Regions from separate parts of the Homo sapiens genome. Here all the other regions are linked to region 1. A link is a loop called in an ENCODE intact Hi-C map of the cell type or tissue named here. Cell type or tissue: adrenal gland. All regions are shown on one strand. Each heading gives the region's core, and the rest is flanking DNA. Links, peaks and the distances in the headings are about the cores only. Region 1 overlaps CACNB4 (calcium voltage-gated channel auxiliary subunit beta 4). Region 2 overlaps NEB (nebulin). Region 3 overlaps ARL5A (ARF like GTPase 5A).

Region 1 (4,657 bases), core at 1,470-3,969:
GCACAAACAAGTGAAAGGGTAAGAGCCCCTTATAAAACCATCAGATCTCGTGATAACTCACTATCAGGAGAACAGCATGGGGGATACTGCCCCCATGATCCAATCACCTCCCACCAGGCCCTGCCCTCAACACGTGGGGATTATGGGGATTACAATTCGAGATGAGATTTGGGTGGGGACACAGAGCCAAACCATATCAAGGAGGCCCAAGAAAAATAAAACTGAAATAAGTTTGGACAAAGAGAATGCGCTCTGGATAAAGGCCACCGTAAAAGTGAGAGGTGCTTTTTTTTTTTGGTCAGACAAAGTCTCACTCTTGTCCCCCCGGCTGGAATGCAATGGCGCGATCTCAGCTCACTGCAACCTCTGCCTCCCGGGTTCAAGCAATTCTCCTGCCTCAGCCTCCCAAGTAGCTGGGATTACAGGCGCCTGCCACCACGCCCAGCTAATTTTTGTATTTTAAGTAGAGACAGGGTATCACCATGTTGGCCAGGCTGGTCTCCAACTCCTCATCTCAGGTGATCCGCCTGCCTCAGCCTACCAAAGTGCTGGGATTACAGGCGTGAGCCACCACACCCAGCCAGTAATAGCATTTAATATGAATTTCTGGACTTACATTTTAAATAGCTTTCCTCCACCGAAGCAATGTGTGAAAACAACAACTTAGGCGTACAACTCAACGAATTGAAAACATTTATGTTATCACAAAGTCAAAACAAGAAACTCTAAAAGCACAGATCAATTAGAACTGTGTCCTGGAGGCACATATCTGTTTACCATGGTGACAATTTACATTTAAGATGAAGAAGCACAATGAATGGATTGTGGTAGGAGTGCTTAAAATATCAGGAGCACCCTAACATGTTTAGTTTAAGAACCAGTGTTGGCTGGGCACAGTGGCTCACGCCTGCAAGCCCAACACTTTGGGAGGCTGAAGGAGGAGGATTGCTTGAGGCCAGGAGGTCAAGACCAGCCTGGGTAATATAATGAGACCTGTCTCTACAAAAAATACAAATAAAAATTAGCCAGGTATGGTGTCACGTGCCTGTAGTCCTAGCTACTCAGGAGGCTGAGATGGAAGGACAAACTAAGCCCAGGAGTTTAAGGTTGCAGTGAGCTATGAATGCGTGCCACTGTACCTCTGTGCCTGGGCAACAGAGCTGTCTCAAAAAAAGAACTAATTGTTTACCAGTTCAAGGTAAATTGAGCAAAATACAAAGTGGTTAAAAAATGAATATATGCAGACTGATTTTGTAATTATTTAGCTGACAATGGCTACTCTTGATCATTTCTGTTTGTCTGTTTCTTTTATATTTAAGTAGCTTCCATAAAGCCTTTGCATAGACAACAATGTAATTTTCTTATTGGATAGCCCTAAAAAATGGCACTAAAAGATTATGTATTACTTTGGCTTTGAATTGTGAAACAAAGCAGTAAGAAATACTTGCCCCAATAGTTGCTTACTAACATAGCATACCAACTATGATAGGGATCCACAGCATCATTGTATATTTCCCCACAAGCAAATCATTACACAATGGAAGGCTGCTACACCCTTAGGGACTTGCCATTGTTTGCAACAATATGGTGGGCATCACACATTTAAATATTGCAAAACCAGGGCTAGGCGTGGTGGCTCACGCCTGTAATCCTAGCACTTTGGGAAGCCAAGGTGGGCAGATCACCTGAGGTCAGGAGTTCAAGACCAGCCTGGCCAACATGGCGACACTCCATCTCTACTAAAAATACAAAAATTAGCCAGGCGTGGTGGCACGTGCCTGTAATCCCAGGTACTCGGGAGGCTGAGGCAGGAGAATCACTTGAACCTGGGAGGCAGGGGTTGCAGTGAGCCAAGATCACACCACTGTACTCCAGCCTGGGCAACAGAGTGAGACTCTGTCTCAAAAAAATAAAAATAATAAATAAATTTTGCAAAACCAGAAATCTGAGGCCCGATATTAACTTTCAACTAATTTGTCATTTTGGCTAAATTATTTGCAAATACTAGCTTATCTATTGCTAGACAGTGAGCAAATTCTATTCTCCTAATCCTACACTACCTCTGAAACCTCTTCTTTCATATGTGTAAATTAAGTTTGATAGCTTTCCTGAAAACAGGAAATTGTTCAAAAGACTTAATTTTTTCTTTCCTGTCATAAAAAGTGTAATAGCTCAAGCTTCAGAGGCGAGAGCTGGGGAACGGTGGAATGAGAACCAAGAAAGACAACGACATTTTCTCTCAAACTGTCTACTTCAGACAACCTTATTCCAGATATGAGCACAAACTGGACTCGCTGCTAGCTCACAGCCTCTATTGTAAGCATAAGAAAGAGCAGAAATAAGACAAATATGCATTGTGCCTTAAATGCAAAGGAAGTGGCTGTAACACTAAAAGAATGATTGCCCAGGGGCCAGATTAAATAAAAAATCTAGGAGTTTGGAATATCTCAAATCATCTATGAAGTACAGAAAATATTTTGTTATTGTGACACAACAGCCTCTCTTCTAAAAGGAAAATAAACTTCAGGAAATTGAACTTCAAAGATGCCACTGTTTCAGTCATCAAAATTGGACATACCGTACTGTGTATTTTAAAGGAATAGTGCCCCCGTGTGGTTTTTGACAAGATTTCAGAAAATGTTCAGCGTTGTCTCAGAAGTCACAGTTACACTTGTTATACAAGAAACAGTGAATTTTTCTTGTGTGGATTTATTTTTAAATGTGATTACAGATGTGTTTGCAGTATAGTAGAAAAACGTCAGAGCTGTGAAGAGCTGTGTTTGCAGCGGGAGGGTTGCTCCATCTATCTCCGTGTTTAGTAAAGAGGATGTGAGAACAGGACGTGCACAGGGCGCCCCCTGCAGGTGCTGATGCAGCCGACACCTCTGGAGGCGCAGGGCCGAGGCCACCACAAGTCACTTGGCATGAATGTCCACAGAGCTTCCTAGGAGCTACCAGAAGTGAACCACATCTCCCCTCTTACCTGCAGTGGGTTCACACACTCTGCCTTTTCTCGTTGTTGTGAACAAACTGACCAAATCCCTTACAGACCGGCCCTTCCACTCGAGCACTGGATCTTACTCCAGGACAGGGCCCCAGCAATTTTCCTCCTTCCCTCCTGAATCTTCAGCGTCTTCCTTTCCACTGGACTGTTTCCATCAGCGTCAACATATAAACATGCTATCATATTAATAAAAACCCTCTCTGGGCTCCACTTCTCTAGTCCCTTTTTTTTTTTTTCTTCTTCTTTGAGACAGGTTCTCGCTCTGTCACCCAGGCTGGAGTGCAGTGGTGCCATCTCTGCTCACTGCAACCTCTGCCTCCTGGGCTCAAGCGATTCTCATGCCTCAGCCCCCTGAATAGCTGGGAATACAGGTGCATGCCACCACGCGCAGCTAATTTTTGTACTTTTAGCAGAGATGAGGTTTCTCCATGTTGGCCGGGCTCGAACTCCTGACCTCAGGTGATCTGCCTGCCTCGGCCTCCCAAAGTGCTGAGATTACAGCCATGAGCCACTGCACTCGGCCTCCACTCCCTTTTACTGCTATAGTACCTAGAAGAATTGTCCATATTAACTGACTCTAACTTCAATCTTTCCATTCTCTCTTGAACCCATTCCAATAAGGCTTTTCTGCTCACTACTCCAGACCAAAACTGGTCTTACTGAGGTCACCAATGGTATCCATATTGTTAAGTCCATTGGGGAATCTTGGGCTCATCTAACTTGACCCATTGACAGCATTTGACACAATTATCTTTCTTTTTTTTTTTTGATACGGAGTTTCACTCTGTCACCCAGGCTGGAGTGCAGTGGTGTAATCTCAGCTCACTGCAACCTCCACCTCCTGGGTTCAAGCGATTCTTCTACCCCAGCCTCCTCAGTAGCTGGGATTACAGGCACATGCCACCATGCCCGGCTAATTTTCGTATTTTTAGTAGAGACAGGGTCCACGTTGGCCAGGCTGGTCTCAAACTCCTGGCCTCAGGTGGTCCGCCCACCTCAGCCTCCCAAAGTGTTGAGATTACAGGCGTGAGCCAGGGCTCCCAGCCACATTCCTCCTTTCTTAGAATCATTTCTTCTGTTGGCTTTCAGGCACCTCCTCCCATTTTTCTGGCCACTCCTTCATCTCCTTTGTATTGTTTCAGCAAATATCTACTGAGAGCCTCTGACTGCCTGGGGCAGTTCTCAGCTGTGGAAATTGGATGCTGAACAAATCAAAGAGCTTACAATCTAGCAGAAGAAACTGTAATTAGATAGATTTTAAATATAAAATCAGGTATTCACAAGTTATGGTCAGGAAAGCCTCCCTGAGTTTTCAAGCTCCTCCCCTGCCACCTCCCCTCCTGACTCACACCAAGGGAAGTGACAGGAAAGCCATGTGCTACCTCTTTGGCTCCAGTGGGAAGCTCAAACCACACAAGCTTTGGCCCCAGCCCAAACCACTGACCACCATAAAAGCCAAAGCCGAGGCGGGCGGATCACGAGGTCAGGAGATCGAGACCAGCCTGACCCACACGGTGAAACCCAGTCTCTACTAAAAATACAAAAATTACCTGGGCTTGGTGGCGCACGCCTATAATTCCAGCTACTCAGGAGGCTGAGGCAGGAGAATCGCTTGAACCCGGGAGGCGGAGGTTGCAGTGAGTCGAGATTGTT
Region 2 (4,657 bases), core at 1,544-4,043, 410 kb before region 1:
CGGAGGTTGCAGTGAACCAAAATTGTGCCACTGCACTCCAGCCTGGGTGACAGAGTGAAACTATGTCTCAAACGTAACAAAACAAAACAAAACAGTATTTATTATTGTCATCATAATATAAAAGACACAGCATCTTAACACAAAAGAAGAATAAAAAACAAGGACAATATTTTAAAATGTACTCTATTCTGTTTTATGAAAAACTCAATGCATTGTGCTTATTTTTTCTTATTTTGCTGTGGACTATTATCTCGGACAATGATTCATATATGGACCTGGGATTTCAGGATCATTGCCCTTTTGAAAATGTTGGTTCTGGCAGAAATGCCTGGAAAAATGTTAACATCAAATGATTATCAGAGCATACTGGAGCAGCAAAATAATATGCGGCTTACTAACTCATCAGATTCCAACCCAGTCCTTGCCTACTTGCTAGCTGCTGAATAAAATAATGACTTGATACCCACAGTGACCTGTAGGGGAAGGTTTTAAAAGTATAATTCCTATGGAAATATTTATTCATAATCATTCAATTCCTGATAACCTGTTAATAAAATGGTAGCCTACTTTGTGGACCCACCACAAAGCTCAAAATTGAATCAAGTGAGAACTATCTCTTCTACTGAAAATGGTAGTTTGTAGTATGTGTAGTAAATTAGTCAAAACCTTTTCCTAAGGAAACAGCTACAGTGGTTCATTTTTGCCTTTCTGTTCATTACAAGATCAACAGTTTACTTACATCACTGTAGTTTATTCGGTTGAGTTTGGCTAACATGATTTCTGGTGTATCAGGCATGACATGAATAGTTTTCTTGTCATTGTCCCAGGCTTCAGTATATAAGCGCTACAAAAAAAAAAAAAAAAGAGAGAGAGAGAGAGAAAAATTATTTTGGTGTTCACAGATATTATTGTTTTGATTATGTGCCAGTCATCTCTCTTGTATACAAGGTAGAAATAAAATTATTAAAGCTGCATAAATTCCTTACCTTTGTTTCTTATTAAAATTCTTTCAATAATCTGTTAAAGGACTTATCGGTTATGAAAAGTATAATTGGATTGAAGTATTTAAAATAATTTATAGGAAAGAGTTATAGCACACAGTATTTTTTTTTTTTTGACAACCTACTAATCCAATCAGAAGCACACAGTACTTTAGGCTGGGCACGGTGGCTTACACCTGTAATCCCAGCACTTTGGGAGGCCGAGATGGGTGGATCACCTGAGCTCAGGAGTTTGAGACCAGCCTTCAACATGGTGAAACCCTGTCTCTACTGAAAATACAAAAATTTGCTGGGTGTGGTGGCAGGCTCCTGTAATCCCAGCTACTTGGGAGGCTGAGGCAAGAGAATTGCTTGAACCCAGGAGGTGGAGGTTGCAGTGAGCCAAGATCGTGCCATTGCACTCCAGCCTGGGCGACGAGAACAAAACTTAGTCTCAAAAAACAAAACAAACAAACAAAAGCACACAGTACTTTTAACAATGGTTTAATATTTTGAAGTATCACTAAGTAACTATGGTATTATAGTGGAAAAATCATTTAAGAAGGTATCATAATGCTTATTATTATCTTTAAAATGCAATAATATATCAGAATTTTTAAATTGTTCTGTGGTAACTTTCGGTATCTAACAGTGAGGATTGAAGACTCACCTTATTCATGTTTAAAGCATTGTTTTTTGCCAGCACCTGCTCCGGAGTGTCCGTTATACTGGTAAATTTCAGCGTTTCTGGACGCTGACGGTAGATAGTATCACTAAGTAATTCTCCAGCTCTCTTGGCCCTAACAACTTCCAAGGAATCAATCGGAACCCAGCCAATGCCTTTCATCCATTCAAGGTCTGACTTATACAAATTCTGCAGATCAACAGATAAGAAACAGATTTATTAATTAGTGTTTCAGATTCATAGTTACAAAATGGGTTATCCTAGAGAAACACAAAAATACCGATGAATAGTTAAGGTTCCTAGCATAGTCATTCACTCACTCACGCACATTATTGAATCCTAAGTGTATTTTTTTTTCTGAGCGTTTTTTTGGTACAGAGGAGTACAGCAAGAATGATAAAAGATCTTCTTTTAAAGTAAAAGACATGGTCCTGCCTATGACAGTATTACAAGATTTTTACAGAGAAGCATGCTTTTTTAGCCTTGGAAAATGTAGTCTAATAGCTCCAAATAAAACCACACACTGAGACTGATGGTGCGTGAGTACTGCAGTCAAAAAATTCTCACTTTTATTTCCATCTTCAAAAATCACAAAACTTCAAGTGTATAAAGGAAATGTGATGTTACAGAGATATGTTTGGTATTTCCTTAATTATTCATTTTATTTTACTCTCAATAGGACATGCTGAATGTTGATAAGTATTAGACGACTGGTTTCGAAAAACGTAAGAATGATAGAATTTTCCCATCAGTAAGTATAAAATGTAAATTAAAGTAATTTAGCATAATATGCTTTCCCTCTATCTCCCTACTGCCCTCTGCCAACAAACACACACATTTTTTTACTTCCTTAGCCAAAAGTTTGCAGTGATATATTTTTAAGGGCTAAGTTTCATCTGATTCAAACAAAGGAAGCCTGAATCCCTAGGAAGATTTATACCTGTTTAGAACTGATAATATTTACTTTGTTTCCTCTCCTACAGAGAACTTTTGGAGAAGAAAACAAATTGTAGTACCTCCAATGGGAAACTCCTTTCAGACATTTAATTGTAAATTGTTTGAAATATACAAACAAATTGCAGTTCATTGGCACTAGTCAGAACTCACAGACACGTTTCAGATCCGCTTTTAACATGCAGAGCTAACATCAAGGAAACTTACGTCACTCTGGAGGTCATAGGCTTTCCGTGCATGAATGATGTCATTCTGGTCGGGCAGGCAGATCCATTCATGCAGAGGATGTTTATAGTCCACATCGCTGACCAAGGTCTGACACTTCTTGGCCAAAACGATACCAAGCATGTCCACTGGGCTGCTGTACCTTGTCTTGTATTTCTCAAAATCTTTCTTGTACTCACGGTCACTCTGCACTTTGGCAATGTGGAGGGACCACATTATCTTGGGGTCATCGTGTACTGCTCGGGCGCCAATGTGGTGACCCAACTGTTTACGATATGCTTCTTTGTATTTGTACTGAAAGAGAGAATCCAGTAAATAAGAAGGAAGCACAAAGGGCTATTCCCTGTTGTTCTTTCTGTGGTGGTGCTTTCTATGAAATCTTTAAGGCAACAGAGGAGTTTCACTGGTCATGCTGCTGTAACGCCACATATTGGACTGTTGTGCTCATTGGCACATGTCCACAGAATAACCCCACAATGGTTCCTTTATATATGCTAGAGAATCATATGTTGGCAAAAAATGATAAAAAGTGAATACTGAAATGAAGAGTCCAATTACAGTAATAAACCATGATGGTGTCTCAGAAATCCATCATGTGAGTGAGCCTATTTAAGAACACACCTGGGGCGTATGTTTACATGGATCATTAAAATTTTCTAGCATAGTCTGAGAAGTAATTTCCTCTTCACAATTGATTTGGGAGAAATAGTTTTAAAATGGACAATTTCTGTTATTTAATAGGTAGAGAGTTTAAGTTTTACAAGATGAAAATTCTGGAAATCTGTTGTACAATAATATGAATATACTGAACCCCACCAAACAGTATACTTGAAAATGGTTAAGATGGTAAATTTTATTATATATATATGTATGTGTGTGTATATATATATATATATATATATATATATATATATATATATATATTTAACCAGAATTTAAACATTTAAAAACCTATAAAAATGAACAATTTTACTACTCTTGGATTAATTTTTAAGATGTCCAGGGATCTGATGTTTTCATTTTTAGGGTAAAGAAATATTGGTTCTGTGCACCACATAGAAAGAAGACTTTGTCTTTCCATGTTCATTTTCAAGTGATGGGGCAAACTCAGTTAAGCCTGCTTCTTTTCTGGCATCTTTGCCTTGAGTGTGTTCCAAGGAAGTTCCTGAGGTTTTGTGAGTAGCTCAGCATACACACATCTAGCTTTAATCGAGGCACTCACTCCTATTGAGCAAAGATCAAAAATAAGGAGTCAAATGAGCCACATTCCAGTCTAGGCTATGCCTCTGTGATGCTTGTGATCTTGGGCAAGTTATCTGTATCTCAACCCTCAGTATATTTGCCTATGCACTGAAGGGAGTTAAGGTGGATGATGACCAAAGAGACATCCAGCTGTATTCTGTGTGGCTGGCATGATGGTAAGAAATGTTAGGACTTGATCAGCTCTTACATCACTGGCAATATCCCGAGAGGCCTTGGCAGCCACAATGGGAATGGCATCACTTCTCAAGTCATAGCCTTCTTTCTTGGCTTCTTCCATGGCCTGACGATAGAGGCTCTGAGGAAAGAAGGAGTAGCTTTTAAATATAGAATTCACATTCACTCGAAAAGTATATTTTCTGCCAAAGGAAGACCACTTTTGGATGCAAAACTACATGAGTATGTTCAGCCTTAAATCAGAAAAAGAACTCTTTCTTTTACTTTCTGTTTATCCTTGGATATTTATTTAAATGAAAATTTCACATTCAGCAAGTTTTAACATCACAACCTCTCTTTGCACAAATCTTTTACACGTTATACATTAAATGAACAC
Region 3 (4,657 bases), core at 637-3,136, 210 kb before region 1:
AAAACAAGCTCTCTTCCTTACATAAGTATCGCCTGCTACCTGCAAGCACAACCCCTTCATAAACTGATGATGAGACTGGTATCAGAAGGTGCGATGAAAGACTTGTGATTGTTGTGCAGGACTGAGCTCCACCCCAGCTCTTCCTCAACTCCGTGAGCACCCAAAAGCAAGAGATCAGCAGGAACAGATGGAGATTTAACTTACTTACTTTATGATAACATTTATGATGCCCAAGTTGGTTCTGACTGCCTATTAGTAACATGCACTATTTATTTTTGGGACCTAGATCTTAATTTTTAAATAAATTATTATGATTTTCTGGATCTTTTCAATTATTCAGACTTCATCAACCAAAAGGCAGATGTATGAGAGAACTGCTACTTTACCTCTCCTCTCACTTGACAGCTTACTGATAGGTGGCTTTATCACTGTAAGGCCCATTTTATTCCAAGGTATTTTAATAAAACTGTTAATTTTCAGGCTGTTGGCATGAATTTGAAACCTATAGCATATGTATACAGTAGCATATATACCTTTATAATCATACATAACTTCCCTTATTAAAAAATGATTAAATGCCTAATGCAGTGTTAGGAAATCAAGTTGTCAGATACACTTAATGGTTTCTTAATGACTTAAAAGTCAGCTTTATATACTTATAAACCATGCTTTATTAACTTGTAATAATGAACACTACAAAAACAACGGTCAGTCTTTTAATTCACAGGTCTATGCAATGAAGCACTCAAATGTCAAAGGTCTGAAATTTCCTTTGGGAAATAATGTGTAAATAAAAAGATATGACTATGTCTAAAATGCCTTATAATCAAAAGAAAAACAATTATTTAATGTGCAATTGTGTTTTGTAAAAGAAAATAGTAAAACTGGCTAGGATTCAAACCATCAAAACCCTCTCATTTGGTGAGCTAAACTCAGTCAAACATAAATAGAGAGAAATGAAATTATAAACTATGAGATGGAAGTCATTAAAAAAAACTATTAAAGACAAGTTCTGAGATCAATACACAATCAGAACATAATTAACCACCAATTCTCCCTATAGAGGTTCAATGATAGTGGACATATTGAACAATGACCTTGGAATAGGAAATCAGATTTTACTCTGCTTAAACTCTCTATGTATTAACATACTGTGATATTTCAAAAAGATTAACTATAAGGACTCAAATCTAGATGTTTTCCAAGCATTCTGTTTATAGAATTTTAAATATTGTAAGAAACATTACCTCTGTGTTAGTATAGTAAGTGTTCCAGGAAGAACGAAGAGATTCTTGGCCACCAATATCCCACATTAGGAAACGTGTATTATTAATCACTATCTCTTCTACATTACTTCCTATTGTAGGAGATGTATGTACAACTTCATTCATAGAACTGGGGAAAAAAGTTTATATACATTACAATTAGCAAGGAAGCTAACTTGCTTGAACAATTTTTTAATCAAGGACAAATCAGCATGACCTCCTTTTATAATTTATACCTAAATATCTTTTTCCCACTAGTTTACAACATGAGTGAGGGTTTAAACAGGGCTGGAACTAGGTCGTAGGCTATCTGGCATATACTAGGTCATTCCAGGAAACTTTATAGTTTCTACTTTATAGTTTTCTACTTTCTTTTTTTTAATGTTACCCAGGCCGGAGTGTAGTGGTGTGATCATACATAATCAGTGGCATGAGGTTCACTGCAGCCTTGACCTCCTGAATAGGATCAAGCAATCTTCCCACCTCAGTCTCCTGAGTAGCTGGAACTACAGGTGTGCACCACTACATCCAGCTAATTTTAAAATATATATATATTCATATATATCTTATAAAGAGATGGCATCTCACTATGTGACCCAAGCGGTTTCTCAAAGTCCTGGCTTTAAGCGATCCTCCCACCTCTGCCACCCAAAGTGTTGGGATAAAGGCATGAGGCACCGCACCCGGCCATATTTTTCTACTTTCTACAAACAAAAGAGCTTTAGCACAAAACAAGTGGACAACTCAATGCCAACTATATGCTCAATATCATATAAATTTCTTGCTTTCTACTAACTATTGCTGAGATCTGGCTCCAGGTTTATAGCCAACCTGCTTTCTTACAGGGTAACTTAGGTTTCATGTAATTTCTTACTGCATTCATTGATCGACTATCACCCAGGCCAAAAAAGTAACTAGAAATAAAATAATTTTTAAAATAGTTAATACTTACAATTGGTAAAGAATGGTAGTTTTCCCTGCATTATCCAGCCCAACAATGATAACTTTGTGCTCTGAAATAGAGAAAACACCAGTGATTTTTTTTCAAAAAAGGAAAAAAAAAGATTAATTATAGGAAAAAATATACTCTGTATCTCACCCTTCTATCTATGGCATAATTCAGTGCATGGCACTTTATACTTTCTCAGAAGTCAAAAGAACATCCTAGCAAGACCAGCAGAAGTGTGCCATTATACTCACCTTCCCCATCGCCATTATTCTAGAGACAACTCTCATCTTTCCAACCACCTCTCTAGGAAGCCATGGCACTACATTTCCTCTATTCCTAGGCAAGCCTACTCTCAGTAAAGTAGACCAAACATAATCACAATTTACAAATGACTTAAAGTATAAATGTTTCACATTGGATTACATCAATGAGGTTCTAACTGGAACTTAAGGCATCAACTGGGTGCATGTGTGTGGAGTGGAGTGAATGGGAAGGAAAAAGGTCAGTTTTTTAAATGGGTAATCGTAAATTATGAGTACCTTAAAACCACAGGGCCACTGTAACATGAAAAACAAATCTAAGAACCTATGGCTATGGTGGCAGCGACTCCCTCCCCCCATTTGGCTTCTGTGGCACCACTTTCTCCAAGTTTTCTTCCTGTCTCTAGTCATTTATTTTTTTTCAATGACTCCTCTTCCTTGAGTCTTCTCTCAGACATTCACGTTCCCCAGATGTTTTCTTGCACCCTCTTCACATTTCAGCCAGGCATTTGTAAGACCCATCTATTTCCAGCCTGTCCGAAAGCAATTCCCAAAGACAGCACAGCATGTGGTAGAAGCTAGTGTCCAAGATGGCCTCTGGATAGTCATGCCCTTACGTAGCCGCCTCCTCTTGAATCTGGGGTGGCCCTGTGACTTACTTTTAACCCACAGATGCAGCAGAAATGACCAGACGTGATTTCTGAGCCTAAATCATCAGAAACATTGCAGTTGCTGCCTGGCTGTCTTGGACAAGTCCTCCTAGGGTAAGTCAGATACTATACAGCAAGCCCAAGACTGCTGTGCAATTTAATGAGTAAGCCCAAGTTGATCATGTGGTGAGACCCTGTTGAAAGGGATGACCAGTCAGCCCCTATCTCTTCCAGCCATTCTAGCTGAGATGATAGACAGACAAATAAAGAAGCCATCTTGGACGTGCAGCCTGGTTGAACCTACAGAGTACTTTAATTTTAGCTGCTATCTGACTGCAACCAAAGGAGACTCCCCAAGGTAGAACTTCCTAGCTGAGCTTAGTCGACGCGTAAGAAACATGAAAAATAATAAATCATTGCTTTAAGTCATAAAATTAAAGAATAGCTTATTACACAGAAACAGATAACTGAAGGAGATATTAATGGCATTATATGACCTTGAGCAAATGACTTTTATTATTTCTCTGACCTTAAGTTTCTTCATTGTAAGATAGGGGAAATACCACCTATCACTCAGGGTTGTTTAACAATTAAAATAGCACACAGCAGTGCCTAGCACTGAAGAGGAGAGAGTTCTTAACCTGTTTTGCTAGCCCAGAAAAAGATAAAAATTTACTAGAAACTGTACTTCAAAGTTTGAATTTTGATCTTTTCCAAGGCTAGTGATATCTAGTACAACACTCTCAAGACACTGGGCAGTAGCAATAAGCTGCAGCTCCCAGTCGGCCATTCAATAACGAGGGTAAACAACCAATACTGCATAATAGTATACACTGTGCTATCAAATGGTTTTGCCCTACTGGAGGCTAATGTCTGTGTATTGAGCACATTTAAGGTAGGCTAGGCTAAGCTATGATGTTCAGCAGGTTAGGTGTAATAAATGTGTTTTGACTTAAGTTACTTTCAACTTACAACAAGTTTATTGGCACATAACTACATCACAAGTTGAAGGGCATCTATAAACTAAAGTTCAAGTCACTCTCCCTACACAAGCTGCACATATGTTCACAGCAAACATTTCTCTACAGCTACTCATGGTATCACTAAATGTCGGAATTATCCTAATTCTCCATTTAGGGAATTAGACCAATCCTTTAAAGTCTAGCTTTCCATGTAGAATCACTTTCTCCTGCTTTCCCACACTACCTCTACTCTAGCACTTATCCTAATTATTTACATGTGCACTAATCTCCGCTTAATGAGGCATCTTCAACTGTATAGAATACATATTAATCATCTTTACATTTCTAGTGACTACAACTATTCCTGGCATAAAGTAGGTACTCAATAAATGTTGAATTAATATTCATTCTATAAGTAATAAATGTTGAGGATTATAACACCTCAGAGTAAGATCTTTATAATTCAAATGGTAGATGTTTTCCATATAATTGCCACTTACCAGAGGAAATTCCTAATGATCTATAGGCACCTCCTATTATACAAAAATAGGAAGATCAAGTAAATAAAACA

Evidence for each region. A loop is a pair of places that touch in the nucleus more often than their neighbours do. Peaks named below come from ENCODE experiments on the same cell type or tissue, not always from the same donor. Only the 100,000 strongest peaks of a DNase experiment are listed, where the experiment ranks them.
Region 2: it touches region 1 in a loop (2.7-fold over the local background); 17 of 110 quality-filtered maps call a loop at or near these places.
Region 3: it touches region 1 in a loop (2.6-fold over the local background); 6 of 110 quality-filtered maps call a loop at or near these places.

What each region holds. Positions count from the first base shown.
Region 1 is chr2:152,023,153-152,027,809 of GRCh38, forward strand. The region is part of intron 2 of CACNB4 (calcium voltage-gated channel auxiliary subunit beta 4); the gene reads right to left. Among named protein-coding and RNA genes, the nearest start is that of CACNB4, 74 kb to the right of the region's middle. RefSeq lists an enhancer at 2,979-3,048. In adrenal gland, for the core only: a CTCF peak has its summit at 2,774; a DNase peak (open chromatin) is centred at 2,859; H3K4me3 peaks cover 424 bases; H3K27ac peaks cover 326 bases.
Region 2 is chr2:151,616,625-151,621,281 of GRCh38, forward strand. NEB (nebulin) reads right to left here. Exons shown (of 182, transcript NM_001164508.2): 72 at 4,295-4,402; 73 at 2,827-3,138; 74 at 1,651-1,854; 75 at 740-844. Among named protein-coding and RNA genes, the nearest start is that of NEB, 120 kb to the right of the region's middle. In adrenal gland, for the core only: a CTCF peak has its summit at 2,970; no DNase peak of the experiment used is centred there; H3K4me3 peaks cover 649 bases.
Region 3 is chr2:151,812,922-151,817,578 of GRCh38, forward strand. It overlaps ARL5A (ARF like GTPase 5A), which reads right to left. Exons shown (of 6, transcript NM_012097.4): 2 at 2,218-2,278; 3 at 1,248-1,395. Among named protein-coding and RNA genes, the nearest start is that of ARL5A, 13 kb to the right of the region's middle. In adrenal gland, for the core only: no CTCF peak of the experiment used is centred there; no DNase peak of the experiment used is centred there.